Linked DNA regions of Mus musculus: region 2 is linked to region 1. Evidence: chromatin loops called from intact Hi-C (ENCODE). Cell type or tissue: heart. All regions are shown on one strand. Each heading gives the region's core, and the rest is flanking DNA. Links, peaks and the distances in the headings are about the cores only. Region 1 has its middle 34 kb from the start of 4930429H19Rik. Region 2 has its middle 65 kb from the start of Gm6567.

Region 1 (8,338 bases), core at 46-8,045:
CTAAATCTCATTTGTCAGCACTTAGCAATGTTCTTCCAAACTCCAGCTCTCATCCAGCTGATTCTCTAGTGCAAATGTGGAGATTCTGAACACTTGCTCACATAGGAGAGACCTGTCCCTTGTTTATGCTAATATGGAAATTCCATCTTTGTGTTTCTCAAACAATAGGGAAAACTATGCCTCTATTTTGTAAATATACTTGTTAAAAATTGTGCTGTGGGTATATAATGGATGGAAAGTAAATATCATGCATTGTTTACTAAATAGTAAAATATGCTTAAAATTTCTTAAAATTGACTTTATATAACATGCAAGAATGACAATAGGGATCTTGGGGATGTTTGTTTTGCTTTGGGGGATATCTCTTGCATGACAGAGAATCCTGGGCAACAGCATGATCCCCAAAGACAGTTTTAGGCTCCAAGTTCTCTGAAGTATCCCTGTGCCCTAGACATACATCTCCCTTCTCTCTCCAACTCACATGGCCATGGATAAACTAGCTACACTGGCAAAGGCCACTCCCCCAGGAATTAGTTCCATGTTTAGGTCTCACACAGTTATGTCTGGACACAGGGTAGTATCCCAGGGAGCAGGCGATTTCTCCCACACTGGGCCAGCTGTGGCAGCATTTCATATTTGACATGGCTGAAGGATTCCATCATTTATGTTAGCCATGGCTTATTAAAATGCCTGGGCTTGCAGGAGATGTTATTTTCACAACTGTTCAGCCCATAGGACTTTCATATGGTGGTTAGAATGAAAATGACTGCCATAGGCACTTGAGGAGTGCCACTATTAGGAGGTGTGTAACTTTATTTTTTTTCAAAACCTATTTCTAATGATAGTTCTTAAATGCTTTAACCTCCCTTCTAGGCTGCCACCCACTAGGGATAGTGGAAAAGAAAGTATACAGGGAAAATGGACCTGTTTAGAAATGGTTCTTTGGAGTAGATCCCATCTGTGTTGTTAGGAAATCTGTTGTTCAGTTGACAGGGCAGCAGAGGCAGATTGATCCGCTCGTAAGCACTTCACGGATATACCAACAGTCCAGTTCAGTAGTGTCAGGATAGCAGCAGCAGTGGCACAACCTAGCAGGAATGGCCAGGCCTCAGCCGAATCAGCAGGAGGCAGCAGCAAGAACCAGGAGAGACACCAGAAGTTCTCTGCTGTGCCTTTCTCAGTGAAGCAAAGATCAGCAAAGACTCGAGACCAACAAGCACTGCACAGCTAGCTCTATAAGAAAGCCTAGCCCATGCATCATCACTTTCGGTGGAGTCCTATTTACACTTCCTCCAAACATCACCCTTCACCCGTACTTTATAAATGCAGAAACAGAAGTACAGAACAGCTCTTTTTAACTTCCCCCAAGATATTCCAGCTTGAGTGGGCAAGTAGTTCCTTGAGTCGAGGAGCTGGTGACTATTGAGGGACGTGGATGAGAAGATGGGATATGAAGATATGAAAGATATGATTCAAAAGATATGAAAGCAGGAAGAAGCTGGATTGTAGCCATCTGCACATATCATGTTAGGAATTCACACACAATTTAACGAACCCTGAAAAAACAAAAGATGATGCAGGGAGCTGGAAAGGACTCCAGGAAGTTGGTGCCATGTCCCACATGGAAAATTTTAGAGCAAGCAAGGTTGGGGGTGGAGTTCCAGGAAGCTAGTCAGATGATGTGCCCTGAAGTGGGAGATAGGAGCCAAGGTAATTCCAAGAGCCATTGGTATGGTAGGTCTAGTCAACCAGGCTCTACTAGCAGACATGATTGATTAACAGAGGTGAAGCAGGAAGGGACAAAACATAAGAGGGGACTTCCACAAAATCATGGGTTCCATGTCAATGGTGTGGACTACCAGAAGAATTCTATGAGAATGTTCAGTAGGGACTAGGTCTTATCTTCCACTATTTGTGGACAGAAGGCTAACTCAAAGTCTGCTGAAAGTTTACTCTCTTAATGTGACCAGAATGTTCCCAGGGACTGGCTGCCTCATCCACGTAGTGTTTGGGAAGAACTGTTGTTTGCTGTGGAAAGCACTGCTGTGGAGAGCATTGTGCCTGAGTCCTCCTAGCCTGTGTGCCTAACCATTTCTTTTTAATTTTTTTTCACATAAATGGATGTTTTGCCTGCATGTCTTAGCTGTGTGCCTCAAGCATACCTGATATTCTTGGAGGACAGAGGAGGGCATCCAATCCCACGGGGGCTGGAGTTACAGATAGTTGTGAGCCATAATGTTGGTGCTGGAATGGAACCCAGGTCCTCTGGGAGAGAAGCCAGTAGTCTTACCAGCTGAGCCATCTCTCTGGCCCCGTGGATTCCACTTCAACAGTGACTGGTTTTGGTCCTCCCAGGAGGGAGTTCTGATCCCACAGGCCCTGGTGAAAGATGACTAGATGAACTTCGCTGGACTATTCTTCCTTTACTCAACATCCTGAATTTTCTCTTAAACCCCAACTCAGATTTGATCCCAGACATATTTGCCCAACACTTTAAAATCACATGTGAGATATTAACGAAATTTAATCTGTATCTGTCTTATTCTTTCATGCTTAACGCATTCGCACACTGTGGACAAACAGCTACTTGAAATCCAGAAAGCCTTTTTTGGACATTTTATCTTTTGTCTCACACATAGGAAGGAACAAGCTGCTAAATATAAACAAGCTTTTTCTCTAGGAGGTTTAAATCTGATTTTAAAGGTGTTTTAAGACAGAAGTAAGAAGGGGATAAAAATTCAAGAATAAGGGGGCTGAAGAGATGACTCAGTCAGTAAAGTGGTTGTATGGACCTGAGTTTGGATTCCCTAGCACCCAGGTAAAAAGCCAGATGTGCTAGCATAGACCTACAATCCTAGCATTGGTGAGGCAGGGACTGGGGGCTTCCTAAAGCTCACTGACCTGCTAGTCTTGCTGAATATGTGAGCTTCATGTTCAAAAAGAGAGCCTGTCTTAAGAGATAAGGTAAATAATGATAAAAGGAAGACACCCACATCTGCTTCTGGCCTCCATATACACGTGCGCAAAATGTGCACATGTGTGTTCGAGCACACATACATATATACATACACACAGACACACACACACAAACATATACATACTCGTACACTTCAAACATACAAAAGCAGAGAAGGAAAGAGAGAGAGAGAGAGAGAGAGAGAGAGAGAGAGAGAGAGAGAGCGCATAAAGCATTGTAGGAAAAGAAAAACTGAAGCACTAAAGCCAGGGGTGTGGTGGGAAATACCAAGGTCACGAACACCATGCCCCATCGCTACCCCATTGACTTCGTGTCTCTCCATGGGAAAACACATTTTCTCAGTAGATAAAATCACTTGAAGATGCCAAAAGAGCAGACACGCTGAGTGACAGGGCTGCTACTTGGTGGATATTTCCAACCATTCCGAAAGGCTTATCTGTTAGTCACCCTGCTGTCCTGGACTGACCTGTGCCCCGCACCCCCCCCCCCTCCGGGGGTTCTGTCCCTGCAGGAGAGATCGCTGCTGGTGCATGAACTGTTTGAGATTAAATTATTTTTATTTGGGAAGTTTGCCCCTTCTCAGGAGAGAAACAGCAGAAGTAACTCTGACTCGGTATTTATTTTACAGCTGCTGACACATCCCAGGGTTATGAAAGATGTCTGCATTCTTTCCCTCTCATTTAGCCAACACTTTGGAGAACTCACTTTTGGGCTCTGCTCTTCGCTGCTCTCTTTCTTTCGAGAACAGACTGACCTTGGCGGTCTTCTTTTCTGCTGAGTCATGCACCCAGCACCCACCCCTGAGCCATGAGCTTGTGGAGATTTGAGGCGCTAAGTAGCCAAGCAGCTGAAGCAAGTGCTTCTGGAAGGAGGAATCCTCAGCTGGAGAAACTTAGGGCAAAATGTAGCTTTTGTATCCAGACCTAGGATCTCCGAGCCCCCTCTCCCACCTCCAGTCTCTCTGACCACAGCCCCAGTTGTTTAGGGACTGTGGGACCCCCCAGTGACAGAAGGGTCTCTTGAAGAATTCACTTGGGCAACTGGATGATAACCAGTGTATATTACTTTGGGCTAAAGTCAGTATTTTGTAGATAAAAGTTATTCTCATAATACAGTGTACACCAAATAACTGAAGCCAGATTCACCAATCTGACCAGGACAGTAAGATAACAGGGCAGGAGGTGGTCTGTTTTAGTCAATGTTCAATTGCTGTGAAGAGACACCATGACCACAACAACTCATATTAAGGAAAGCATTTAAATGGGGCCAGCTTACAGTTTGAGAGGTTTAGTCCATTATCATCATGGTGGGAAACCTGGCGGCATCCAGGCAGACATAGTACTGGAGAAATAGCTGAGAGTTCTATATCTGGATCCGCAGGCAACAGAAAGAGAGAGACACTGGGCCTAACTTTAGACTTCAAAATCTTAAAGCCCACCCCCAGTGACACACTTCCTCTAACAAGGCCACAATTACTCCAAAAAGGCCACACCTCCTAATCCTTTCAAATAGTGCCACTTCCTAAGTGTTCGAATATATGAACCTACAGGAATCATTCTCATGGTCCAAAAAATGTCCTAAGCCATCTCACTTCAACTGTTCCATCTTGTTTGTATCAGCTCCTCAGCTCTTATGTACATGGAGATATTTAAAGGGGATTTGCCCAGAGATTTTGATCTGCTGAAACCAGCTTTGGTGACATATCGTATATGCATGCACATACACACACATACACACACACACACACACACATACACACACACACACACACACACACACACACACACACACACACACACACACATGCAGGAGAAGAGCTGTATGATGGTTGCTGGCTGGTTTTGTTTTGGTTTTTGGGTTTATTTTAGTCTTAGACTAAGGAACTATCATCATTTTTTTAGTATGTTCTTGATGCTACTTACTTATTAATATGCCCCAAGGTTCTCCCACATAAAACTTGAAGTGTCTCAGGAGGGGAAAAGCATAAAATAGGAAAGCTGTCAGAAAAGAACATCACAACCAAAGAAATGTAATTTGTATTGGAAAGCATAGGCAATCCTTCAAGATGTCGCCAAGGACCCACCATCCTTCATTGTCTGCGTCTAACATGCTCTGAAGTTAAAATTCGGGACAGAAATGAGGGTGCACACAGTAACCATGTCAGGAGGATATAATGAACCTCATTAAGTATATTCCTAAAGTCTTTCAGTCTCCCGGGAGTCTTGGAGCTCAGTGTGGGAAGAGCAAATGAGACATCCAAGAAAAAGACAAAATGTATTGTCAGGTGGTGGTGGCGGTGGTGGTGGCAGCTGTGCCCACCTTTGATCCCAGCACTCAGGAAGCAGAGGCAGGCTGATCTCTTGAGTTCGAGGCCAGACTGATCTATAAATTAAGTTCCAGGACAGCCAGGGCTGTACAGAGAAAGCCTGTCACTAGAAACAAAACAAAGCAGACAAAGCAGGTTGACATGGTCTTCAGATAGAAAGCACCCATCCCTGACAGACATGCCAGTGATCCCTGGGTAACACTACCCTCTGTGACCAATGTGACCAATAGATGTCTCTTTCTTCCTGGCCAACAGCAGGGCCCACTTTCCCTATGCAAGAGAAGCAGGTATCTTTATGCTTAGCTGAGCTTAAGGAGCACATTTCAAACCCAAACTCACCCACCAAGAGGTTTTCCTAAGAGGCCCAGCAATCAAGACGCCCCCTCCCCTGGAAACAATACCAAGCAAACTAGCCATCAGAGAGGAGAGATCAAAGTTTGTCTGAAAACCATTCTACATGACTAGCCTCTGCCTCAGACAGACTAGACCCAGATTCCTCATCTTTAAAATTCAAGCTCCTTCATAAATGGCAAGGTAAATATACACACCCTAGGGTATACTGGGAGAGGCTGAGCATTAGATGCATACAGTAGTATAGAATACATTATGGGATGAAATGTACAATTAAATTGGAAGGGTGCCTACCCAGAATACATGAAGCCCTGGGTTCTATCCCCAGTACTACATAAGTAGGATATGGGAGTGCATCCTTGAAATCCCAGCACCATGGCGGAGGAAGCAGGAAGAACAGAAGTTTAAGATCATCCGCAGCTACTTGGCTGAGAGCAAAGCAAGCCTGGGCGACCTAAAACGTTGCCTCAAAAAACAATTTTCACCACGTCAAAAATACTGTCTCAGAGGTATCATCTTTCATATTACAAAGTATTTTCTATTTTTCATTTTTCAACTGTAACAAATGACAATGTGAACCCTGTGCTCTGCGCTCTCATGTGAGCCCACTGACACGCTGTGCCAGCCTCCCTCCACTGATACACTGTGCCAGCCTCCTCCCATCCTTCCCAAGCCAGGCTCCGGGTCCTCTCTGCCCATAGCTTCTTGTCAGTCCTGAGTATTTTTAGACCTGGCTGACTGGCTCCTCTTTTTCAAAAGGGCAGGACGAGCGCTTGGCACCAAGGATAGCAGTTTTCCAATTTGAAAAACAAGTCTCTGGTTTTGTGGTCACACTGACACTCGGAGAGGCCAGTTGGCTGCACCTACAGACCCTAAGCTGTCCTTGTAGAGCAGTATCTTTCAACCTGTGGGTCATGACCCCTTTGGGAGCCAAATGACCCCTTTCACAAGGGTCGCCTAACACTATCAGAAAACACAGACATTTACATTACAATTCATAACTAGCAAAATTGCAATTATGAAGTAGCAATGAAAATAATTCTATGGTTGGGGTCAGCACAGCATGAAGAACTGTATTAAAGGGCTGCGTCCTTAGGAAGGCTGAGAAGCACTGCTGTAGATGCTGGCTGGACCACCTTCTCTCCCTGTTGCCCATGCCTTACTCCTCAAGAGCACCTGAGGCACCCAGAAGAAGAGTACAAATGCTCTGCAAAGCAACATTACTTTTATGTCACTTGTTTTGTATTCTCCTGCCTCCCCTTCCCCAAACTACTCCCCCACCCCCATCCCCACCCCCAGGCTTTATAAATTTTGCTTTTTCCTCTGCATGACTATGGAACTTTCTATAAACCAGTGTCATAGAACTTATCACATGATTTCCATTTTTTAAAATTCTGTTTCCCCTGTTGAAATGACTGATAGTTATCTTTATATCACCAACTCCTAGCACCAACAGCAACTATTTGGCCAACAGGACCCCACTCCCTCCTCCCATATCTATGGCAGACATGACTAATCAATCATGACTTTCTTTGCTACTGAGCCTAAGTAAAGATGAGTTTTGACACAGTGACTGCAACAACTGGAAGTGGCAAAAGAAAGAGAGAGAGAGAGAGAGAGAGAGAGAGAAAGGAAGGAAGGAAGGAAGGAAGGAAGGAAGGAAGGAAGGAAGGAAGGAGAAGAGAGGAGAGAAGAGGAGAGGAGAAGAGAAGAGAAGAGAAGAGAAGAGAAGAGAAGAGAAGAGAAGAGAAGAGAAGAGAAGAGAAGAGAAGAGAAGAGAAGAGAAGAGAAAAAAGAAAGAAAGAAGAAAAAAGAAAAAAGTTTAAATCCTAATTGCAATCAAACTTTGCATAGTCTAAAACCCTGTAGATGTGCCATTAATTTTTTTTGTATTGATGAAGCTTTGCCAGGTTTCTGAAAATAAAAACAGCAAACTAATAAAGTAATGCAAATGCCTACATGCTGAAAACTAGGACAGGTACATAAACAGCCAGTTGGCAAACTCAGATATGGAACCAAAATATCTTCATGGAATTCACCCAAATTAGCTCAGTGAGAATGATGTAAGTGCACTGGGATCAGGCATGTTGCTCAAACCAATTAGGCTGATGAACTGTATTGTCGATATGTGTTGGCAAGAAGTTCGGTGCTGAAATTTTGACATGCATGATCTTGCTAGGATCACAGGGTTCACAAATAAGTATAGGCAAAAACATTAAGACAGTACTAAAACCATCTCCGAACATCTTAAGATGAGTTGGCCAACAGAATTTCACAGGAAGAGACACTCAGTGTGGACGAAGATTAAATGCTTTTTATTTATACAGTAAGGCAGCTAAGGAGACACTGGTGCAGATCTTGTATTTGGTAGGAACAATAATGCACGCTGGGGACGTGGCCCAGTGGCAGCTACACAAGCATGAAGCCTGATCAGAGCCCCTGGGACCCACATAGAAAGCCAGGCACAGTGGTGCACACCTGGATTTTCAACCCGGAGAGGCAAAGACAGGAGGATCCCAGGGCTTACTCACTGACAGGCCAGTCGAGCCAATCAGAGAGTTCCTGATACAGTGAGAGACGCTGTCTCAAAAAACAAGATGAGGGATGATGATGGAAAATACCCAACACTGCCCTCTGACCGTCACACCACACACACACACACACATGCACACTCTCTCACACAC
Region 2 (8,338 bases), core at 258-8,257, 240 kb before region 1:
GCAATGTGAGCAGCCAGAAATCAAAGAGGGCGAGGCAATAGGAAATAAGGTGCAGGGTTTGAGCGCATCGATGCTGGGATGAGCAAGGATGTTCATTCTGCTCCCAGGCGCATTAGGAGAGGCAGACAATATTAGGGTCTGAGGACAGGCTCCTGCCCTGCCCCCCACCCCCCCCACCCCCGTGATCACTTAATAGTGAAATAGCAGTGTAAAGAGGCTTCAGTCACAAACTGCTTCATTAGTGGGTCAACTGTCTTGCAGAATAGTCTACCCCACTTGAGGTTCTATTACTCTCCTCTATCTTGAGTATAAGGTACAAGTTTACAAGCCATCTTTGTCAAGGAAATGGCAGGAGGCTTGCTCTCTACGGGAGTAAAAGAATCAAATAACCTACAAATAGGGAGCGTGGGCCCTGGGCTGAAAGACAGCTTGATATTGAAAGTGACCTTGAGGTTTCTCTGCTCAACCTCAGAGAACCACAGGAAGAGAAAATAAAACCAGTGGTGATGGTTCAGTATAATCAGGTGTTTTAAATGTTCTAAAATGCTATCTATTTTTAATGATCTTTGATGCCAGAAACCCAAGGAAGATAGGTCAAGCTTAAAAATAGCCAGTAAGTCGTTGTGTGGTCCCATGTTTGACAACGATTTCAGGCTTCCCTGAACCATAACTTTATAATATAGAGGTATGGAAGAGCATCCCTAGTTCTTAAGATTAGAAGGGACAAAGAAAAGGAATGTGTGGGGCAAGGTATGTCAGCGAAGATGCCTACCATAGCTAAGTGAGTTCAAGATCCACCCACACCTTTGGCAGAGACAATGAGAGCCTTTGTTCAAGCATGTCTATGATTCAAACAAAACTTTACTGAGTCTCTAGTATATGTGAGGTATTGAACCAGGCAGGCAGCCATCTGGGAGAGCATCCTTGGATCGACTACAAATATCTACTGATTTTGAACTGTTCATAAGCCATCTCACATTTTTCCAAAAATAAAGCAACGTGTGATAGTCATCCCACTTCCATTTCTCTCCGAGTTGCGGATCCAATGAGTATTTAATCATTTGATCTATACTAAGTATTTTCCTAGATTCTGAGAACACCAAAATATTTAGAATCCAGCCTTTGACCTTAAAACTCACCATGTAGGTGCTTTCGGTAATTTCAATTAAATGAGGCCACCATGATAATTTTTATATCATCAAAATGCTATAAAATTTTCCAGGGGTGCGCAGGGGTAAGGGATTTAATTTTTAAGGGGATATTAGCAATTTTATTGGTCTATCAAGTAGGAGTTGTAGCTGGCAGGACAAAGAAAATCAAAGGTGTCTCTTGCTGACGTGAAAGGATGCCCTGCAGAGGACCAGGGGTGCAGGAGGACTCAGGCAGGAGGTGTTGATATGTGCATGTGAGAACAATGTGCTTGGGAAGACACCTGAACACCTTACTACAAAGCAAGGCACCCACAGGACAATCTGGGCAGCTCTGCCAAGGAGTCCAGACTCCATTCACTGAACAATGGGAGTGCCTTTATCAAACCAGGCCTAGAAAAAAAATGTAAACAAAACACACAACTGCAAGCCTGTATACAACAAACAGCTGTCTCACTCTGCTTGGAAAATGAAAAACCATAACAGTCCAGGTTGAGCCGAGCTATGAGTGGATGGATGGTGTTTCCCCCTGGGGTGGAGCAACACCAGGCATAGGTCTTATACCTTCATGCACATATTCACCGGCCTCTCGAAATAAAATAAAATGAAAATGAAAGCAAGCTCAATGTCTGAGGCTGTGTGATACCCCTGATACAGTTAATTGATAACTGTAACAAAAACAGTTGTGCAAGAGCTTTCAGGGAAGTTGTGAGAACAAATAGCATGTAAGGATGTAGCATGAATAAATGCATACTACAGGGTACTCTGGGGAGCAGGAGCCCAGCCCTAAACAACAGAATGCCCATGAGAGCTGCCTCTGCACTTTCTCCGACACACACCACATCTTCCCACCAGAGCTGGTACATCTCCTGTAACTGATACCCATGCCCCTATGAACACTGATGAATAATAGGTATCCTTCTGCATGTGTCAGAACTAATTCCAGGAGCATCCTCTTCCATGCCAATCTAGAGTCAACCTTTGAAGCCTGTTCATACAACTCTCTTTGAGAAGGAGAACAGATAAATTTCTTCCAAAGGGAATCACTAGGCAGTGAGAGGTGCCACCATCAATAGATGGGAAATTCAAGTGCACCTCCGGTGTGTGATGGTCCACCATTGTCTTGCATGCAAAATAATGGACTTCACAAAATTTGACACATTCCACTCCAAAATACTGCAGTTAGTTAATTAATCCATGTTTGGTAATCTTATCCATAAAACATCAACAGTGCCTCCTAGTCCATTAACCCCTTGAGTTTCTGGGAACTGCTTTGGAATTGGTCTTAAAAGTTTCAAGTCAGATTGTCTTTGCAACTGATTGGCAAATGACTGGGTCAGTTACATAAACTCAATATGACCCACAGAACTTACCAGCAAAGAGAGCTTAATTTCCCTGCCTCCTACATTTTGCTCTTGGAAGTATTTTAGAAACCATGGCAATTTATAATCACAAAAGGTGTTGTTAGCCAGGATCAAATAAAATAACAAATAAGGTCTTAACCCTCAAGTGCTTTTCCAAGTACTACATAATTGAGTGTACAGCTTGATCTCTTCCACACTCCAACCCTACCCCCACTTTTTTTGTATTTTCCATGATCAACCTTTAACCTCTTGGAGGCTTGGAGGTTGCCTCCTTGTGTAGTCAGTTGAAGAAGAAGCCGAGAGCCAGGGCAGCTGCAGCTGCCTTGTCCTGATCATAGTGACAAGGATGAACCTGAAGACCCAGCTGCTGAGGCCCAGTTGCCCAAGGCTAACTCAGTGTGGAAGGTAGAGTAGAGGAGTGAGGCCCACTTTATGTTACCTGAGGGACTTTTGAGGTTTAATTGCAACCGGTTTTCATGAGCCTCTGCTCTGAGCCAGAGCTCAGGCCAAGCCTCCTTCCATGAAAGCCAGATTGAACCTTTCTAGGTTAATGACACATGAGAGAGAACTTCACAGTCGTTTCTGATGACATTTCAGTTTCTAAGAGCAAGTCCATTCGTGACTCTGCCTCCTTCAGCCTTCCCGGCACTGTAAGGCACACAGCCTTCTCCTGACTGATCCCTGATGTATCTCGGGCTTAGCCACAAAGAGAGAAAACTTGCTGACCAGACATGGCTCTCATGCGCTCACCCTTTGACCCTGTTTTAAAACCTTGTGTGGGACACCTGCTGCATCTTAAGCCAATCCAAAGCACAGGAGATCTAAAGTCACCTCTGAAACTTTCCAAGGAGTCTAGAGTGGTTCCTTCACAAAAGGGAAGATGGGGAAGATGTACATGCTTAATTTAATAGGAGCATCTTGCCCTAAGTGTCATGAGAGAAAAAATGAAGGGAGGAAGGGGGGGAGGGAGGGGGGAGGAAAGAGGGAGGGAGGGAAGGAGGGAGGGAGGAAGGGAGGGAGGGAAGGAGGGAGGGAGGAAGGGAGGGAGGGAGGGAGGGAGGGGGGAGGGAGGGAAGAGAGAGAGAGAGAGAGAGAGAGACTAGAGAAGGAAAGACAACACACACAAACACATGAATCATTTGCAGGAGAAAACTAGAGCTTATTCTTATTTTGGGGCATCTCCCATAAGAACATTGCTTTATTTCGCCGACAGAGAGAAAAAGAGTGACATTTCGCTTCAGCTCCAGGCACAGAGGGGGCCAAAAGGCAAGCCCCACAGAAGAACATCTGGTTGGCAAACACCGAGGAACACAACACCTGCAAGCTCCTCATGTGTTTACGCAGTAACTGCTTGTCCATTATCCACACAAAATATGTTCTGGGGCTGGAAACCCGTACCCTGTGCCAACAAAGTCTGGAGCGATAACGCGGCCTGTTTATCTTGGAATTCCCTGTCCTTGCATGGGCGGGTCGCCCTCAGCCAAGCCGACTCTGGAACATTTTTGTGCCTAGCGCCTCCCTGCTGAAACTTCAACAAGCTTGGAACTGGAGACTGAGGAAAGGGCGTTGGAGAATGCAAGCATAAAGAACGACTGCTGGGCTGCGGGAGTCGTTTGTGCTATTATTTACTCGAGTGTGAAGATTTGCTGGCAGGGCTCTGTCATTTCTGAGCCTCTGGAAGTAGTTGCATGTATCAAAAAACATCACCAAAACAAGCCATCTGAACACCCACACTTACAGGAAACCTTACCCGGGAGACTCAGAATTCTTCTAAAAGAACAAGGCCTGCGGCTTGTGACTCTGCCCTTGGCAGCTGGGGTTGGGAGCCCCCGGCATAATTTATTGTGTCTCCCTTTGAAGCACTCTCTGCTACATAGGAAGCATCCACCCAAGAGACCTGTCTGGAAGCCGTGTGATGGCGACCAGGGCAGAAAAGTCCCCCCCATCAGTCAAAGCCCACACTTGAGGGTTGGGGTCAAGCCCTACACCAACCCTAGCACCACCCTGAGTCAAAATTACTGCTACGGTGAACGCTATTGGCTTGGGAAACAGTGAAAGCCTAGAACGTGGAAGTGAGAAGAGAGGTGTGGGGAAAACAGTCGAATTCCTAGGTATTGGAGTTACAGATCTGTGGGTCTTTTCCTCACAACTCAAAGCTCCTCAGCTTTTAGCCTAGAAAAAGACGGGGAGCTTCCAGGGTCAAGTTGCTTAGCCACGTGGTTTCCCCTCAGGTCTGGCTGGCTGCTCCCTGCTATACCTTAAGGCTTATCATAACTGAAGGACAAGGTACACGCATCGTCGGTCCCCTGCCCATGTGCTCAGCAGGTCCGGTGTGTGTTGGATTGCCTCTCTCTGTCAAAGGCCTTGTGCCTGGTCCATAGAATAAAGTTAAGGAGTCACAAAGTGTGATGCCCAGGAGTCGAAGGAGCTGGGACCCGTGTTGCTTTGAAACTGTGTCTAAACCATTATCCTTATACAGAATTAGACACTACTCTCATACCGAATTACACATTTCCAAGCATGCAGCTCTTCCTCCTCTTGCCTTGTCCTGGGTATGTTAACCCCATTCCCCTTTGACCTGCTCCTCGCTGTATGTCTGAAGACAGGTTTTTGTTCATTAGACATCCTGATTTGTATTTGATCTTTTATGTTTCCTGACTTCTGTGTATAACACACTCAGCTGCATCCAGACGCATCCCATCTAACAAGCAATCTCTAAGGCTCAGCACCTTTATTGTTATTTAATGCTTGGTCCTCTGAAGAGACCATGTCCCAGTAGAATGGCCCAGTGGAGATGAAAACCAGGTAAACCCAGGAAGAGTCACATGATCTCTTTTAAAGACAATATTCACAAAGTACTTCCTATCTCTCAAATTTGTAGTCATTTATTTAAAATTTGCTTATCCCCAGATGCCCTGCCTAGCAACAGCATCAGCCTGACTCTATGCAACAGCAGGGTATGTGAGCCTAGGTTCAGTAATGGTTATGTATTTATGGTGCTTCAGAAACCAGAAACCTTGAACCAGCCCAGCAGTTTATTGCAATGAATATTTGCATGTAAATCTGCTTGAGGGTATATATATATATATATATATATACATATATATATATATATATATAGAGAGAGAGAGAGAGAGAGACTGCAGTTTCTGATGGCATTTCAACAAATGAGTATGTGATGGAAAGATGAAAGAGCTAGAGGAAATGAGTGGTGTCTACTCAGTGGAGAGAGATGGAGGTAGAGACATGACAGCAATGACAGGTGTGAGAGATGGCTGCAGTGGACAGGAGAGCATGTCGCTGAGTAGGGCAGACAGAGTGATGTGCAGCCTGGAGCTTGCATAGACTCAGACCTCAAATATGGTGCCCCCACTGTACAATCGCCCTGGTTCTGAGCAATGACCAGATAGCCAAGATGAAAAATGGTTCATTTTCTGGATTTGACTTCCTCAAAAGACCTCTATGATCCATTCTGCCCCTGGAAGTCACTTTGTGATCTGTGGTCCACTGCCCACATAGTGTTGAAGCCCAAGGTTCATTTGGATGTCCCAGGTCCTACAGCAGCCAGGAGCCATGTTGACGTCTGTGGAGTGAAGTACCACAAAGGCCATGTGTATAGTCTGCTGCTGCCTGAAGTCATGTTGATGTTCAGGGTCCACGCTGCTAGCAAGGGCTATGTCTGGGTCTGTGGTCCTCCTGCAGCCAGGAGTCATGTTGATGTCTGTAGCCTATGTTGCCACCAAGAGCTAGGATGGTGATCATCACACATCCTGTGGCAGAGGGTCATGATGATGTCCGTGGCAGTCTGTACTGCCACCAGAGACCATGCTGAAGTCTGTGACACATGCTGATACCAGAGACCAACCATGTGGAAGTCCATGCTCTGTGCCCCTTCTGACTGTAAAGGACAAGGAAGCTACTTTTGCTGTGGTATTGATGACCACAGACTCACAGCTGAGAAAGAGGGAAATAGGCTTATTTGACAACCCCTATCTCCCCATACCTTCTTACTCCCCCCAAAAAAGTAACAGCCTAGACAGAAAGCCATTGAGGAGAACTCTTAAAAGTTGTGAAAAGCACTCCTTACCCCATGACACCTGTGACAGTCAGGAGAGCTGGCCCCAGGGTCATAAGAGTGAAGAATGGGCCCTGGCTCTCAACAGCTGCATGCAGTACTCAGGAGAATGGGCCCTGTACCTTGCCTGGGTAGGACAGGCGAGCTGCCCCTGGTGGCCAGGGCATGGGAGATCTGGCCCTGCCACTCATCTTCCCTGAGGTGATGTGGTCACAGGAGTTACACCCTCCTGCTCCCCTTGTGACCTGAAGTAATCAGGAGAGCTGGCCCCACAGCCATCAGAATGCCCCTGCCCTTTACCAGCTGTAGCACTACGGAAAATAGGCCCTGTACCTCACCTGAGCAACACAGTGGAACTGGCACTGGTGACAAAGGCACAGGTAAGCCAGCTCTGAGGGTGTGAGAGCAGGACTGACCCAGATCCTCAAAAGCCGCAGCACTTGGGAGAGTGGACCTTGCACCTTCACTAGGCAGTACAGTGGAGCTGGCTGGATTCTGCTGGCATGAGTGCCCGTGAGCTGGTCTCAAGGGCATGGGACCAGGAGAGCTGATCTTGTTCCCGGCTCACTGTCACACTGAGTGAGCTTCTCAGGGCAGTGCTGGAGAGCTTGCCCTGGTGGTGCAGATACAGGGGAGCTGCTTGGCTGACCATCAGTTACCACCCAGGCCCAGATCCAGGGATCTGAGTTGTCCCACCCCAAAATCTACCTCATCTGTGAACAGTTGGAGCATGCGGCCTGTCCTTCTGCTCCAAAGCTACAGGATCTCCACGACTCAAAACAACAGCTGCCAACAGGGAGGCGTCCCAGTGAGGATTCAATATTGATGGTGTCACAGAAGCCAGAGGCATCTAACCAGGCCAGTGACTCGTGACAATGAATTTATATGCAAGTAAAGATTCGTGGACAAAAAAAGGGTCTATTGTGGCACACACTGTGACACACTACAGTTTCCATGATGAGATGTTTTCTATGTTTTGTTTGGGTTTTTTATTTTATTTTCTTTGGGAGAGGAGGTTGCAAGAACAGAGGATGGATCCAAAGGGATGGGGAGACGAGTGGGACTGGGGTACATGATGTGAAACTCACAAAGAATCAATAAAAAGCTTTTTCAAACCTGAGGTAAGAAAGACGTTCTCCGTGACTGATGGCTTTGGTGGAGGTTCAGGTAGGAAAGGATGCAGTTTTCTTTAAGGGGCTGCCCACTGAGAGTTTGACAATACCCCAGTGAGTATGTGGTAACACAAACTGAATTTGTTTTTCCTCCTTCTCCTCTTCTTCTTCTTCCTCCTCCTCCTCTTCTTCCTCCTCCTCCTCTCCCTCCTCTTTCTCCTCCACCTTCTCCTCTCCCTCCTGGCCTTCTTTTGTGGGGGAGGGGTCACTCAGGTGGAGAGGCAAACTTGGGAGGATTTGGAAGTGAACGTGATCAGTGTTCATTAAATTATTATAAAAAAAAATAAAATAGAATCTGTTCAGCATGCCTCAGGATTGCCCGCCCTGTCAGCCAACACTTTCATCGTGCACAGCCTGGAGAAGCCGTGTGAGCTCTATTAACCTTGCAAAGTTCTCGGAAAAGATATGATTATTCCTGTGCTATACGTGGATACACTGTGCTAAGCAAGAAGTATAAACTGCGTCGAGCTACATTGCTATAAAAAGATGATTCCAGACAGAATATTTGTTTCATTGATTAATGTATTATTTTACATCCCAATCGAGCTTCCCCTCCTTCCTCTCCTCCCAGTCCCTCTC

What was found. Hi-C counts contacts between places; a loop is a spot of excess contacts. Peaks named below come from ENCODE experiments on the same cell type or tissue, not always from the same donor. Only the 100,000 strongest peaks of a DNase experiment are listed, where the experiment ranks them.
Region 2: it touches region 1 in a loop (4-fold over the local background); 4 of 42 quality-filtered maps call a loop at or near these places.

The regions. Positions count from the first base shown.
Region 1 is chr7:73,272,447-73,280,784 of GRCm38, forward strand. No RefSeq gene overlaps it. Among named protein-coding and RNA genes, the nearest start is that of 4930429H19Rik, 34 kb to the right of the region's middle. In heart, for the core only: no CTCF peak of the experiment used is centred there; DNase peaks (open chromatin) are centred at 3,445, 3,585 and 6,355.
Region 2 is chr7:73,033,034-73,041,371 of GRCm38, forward strand. No RefSeq gene overlaps it. Among named protein-coding and RNA genes, the nearest start is that of Gm6567, 65 kb to the right of the region's middle. In heart, for the core only: a CTCF peak has its summit at 4,020; DNase peaks (open chromatin) are centred at 3,938 and 7,048; H3K27me3 peaks cover 2,450 bases.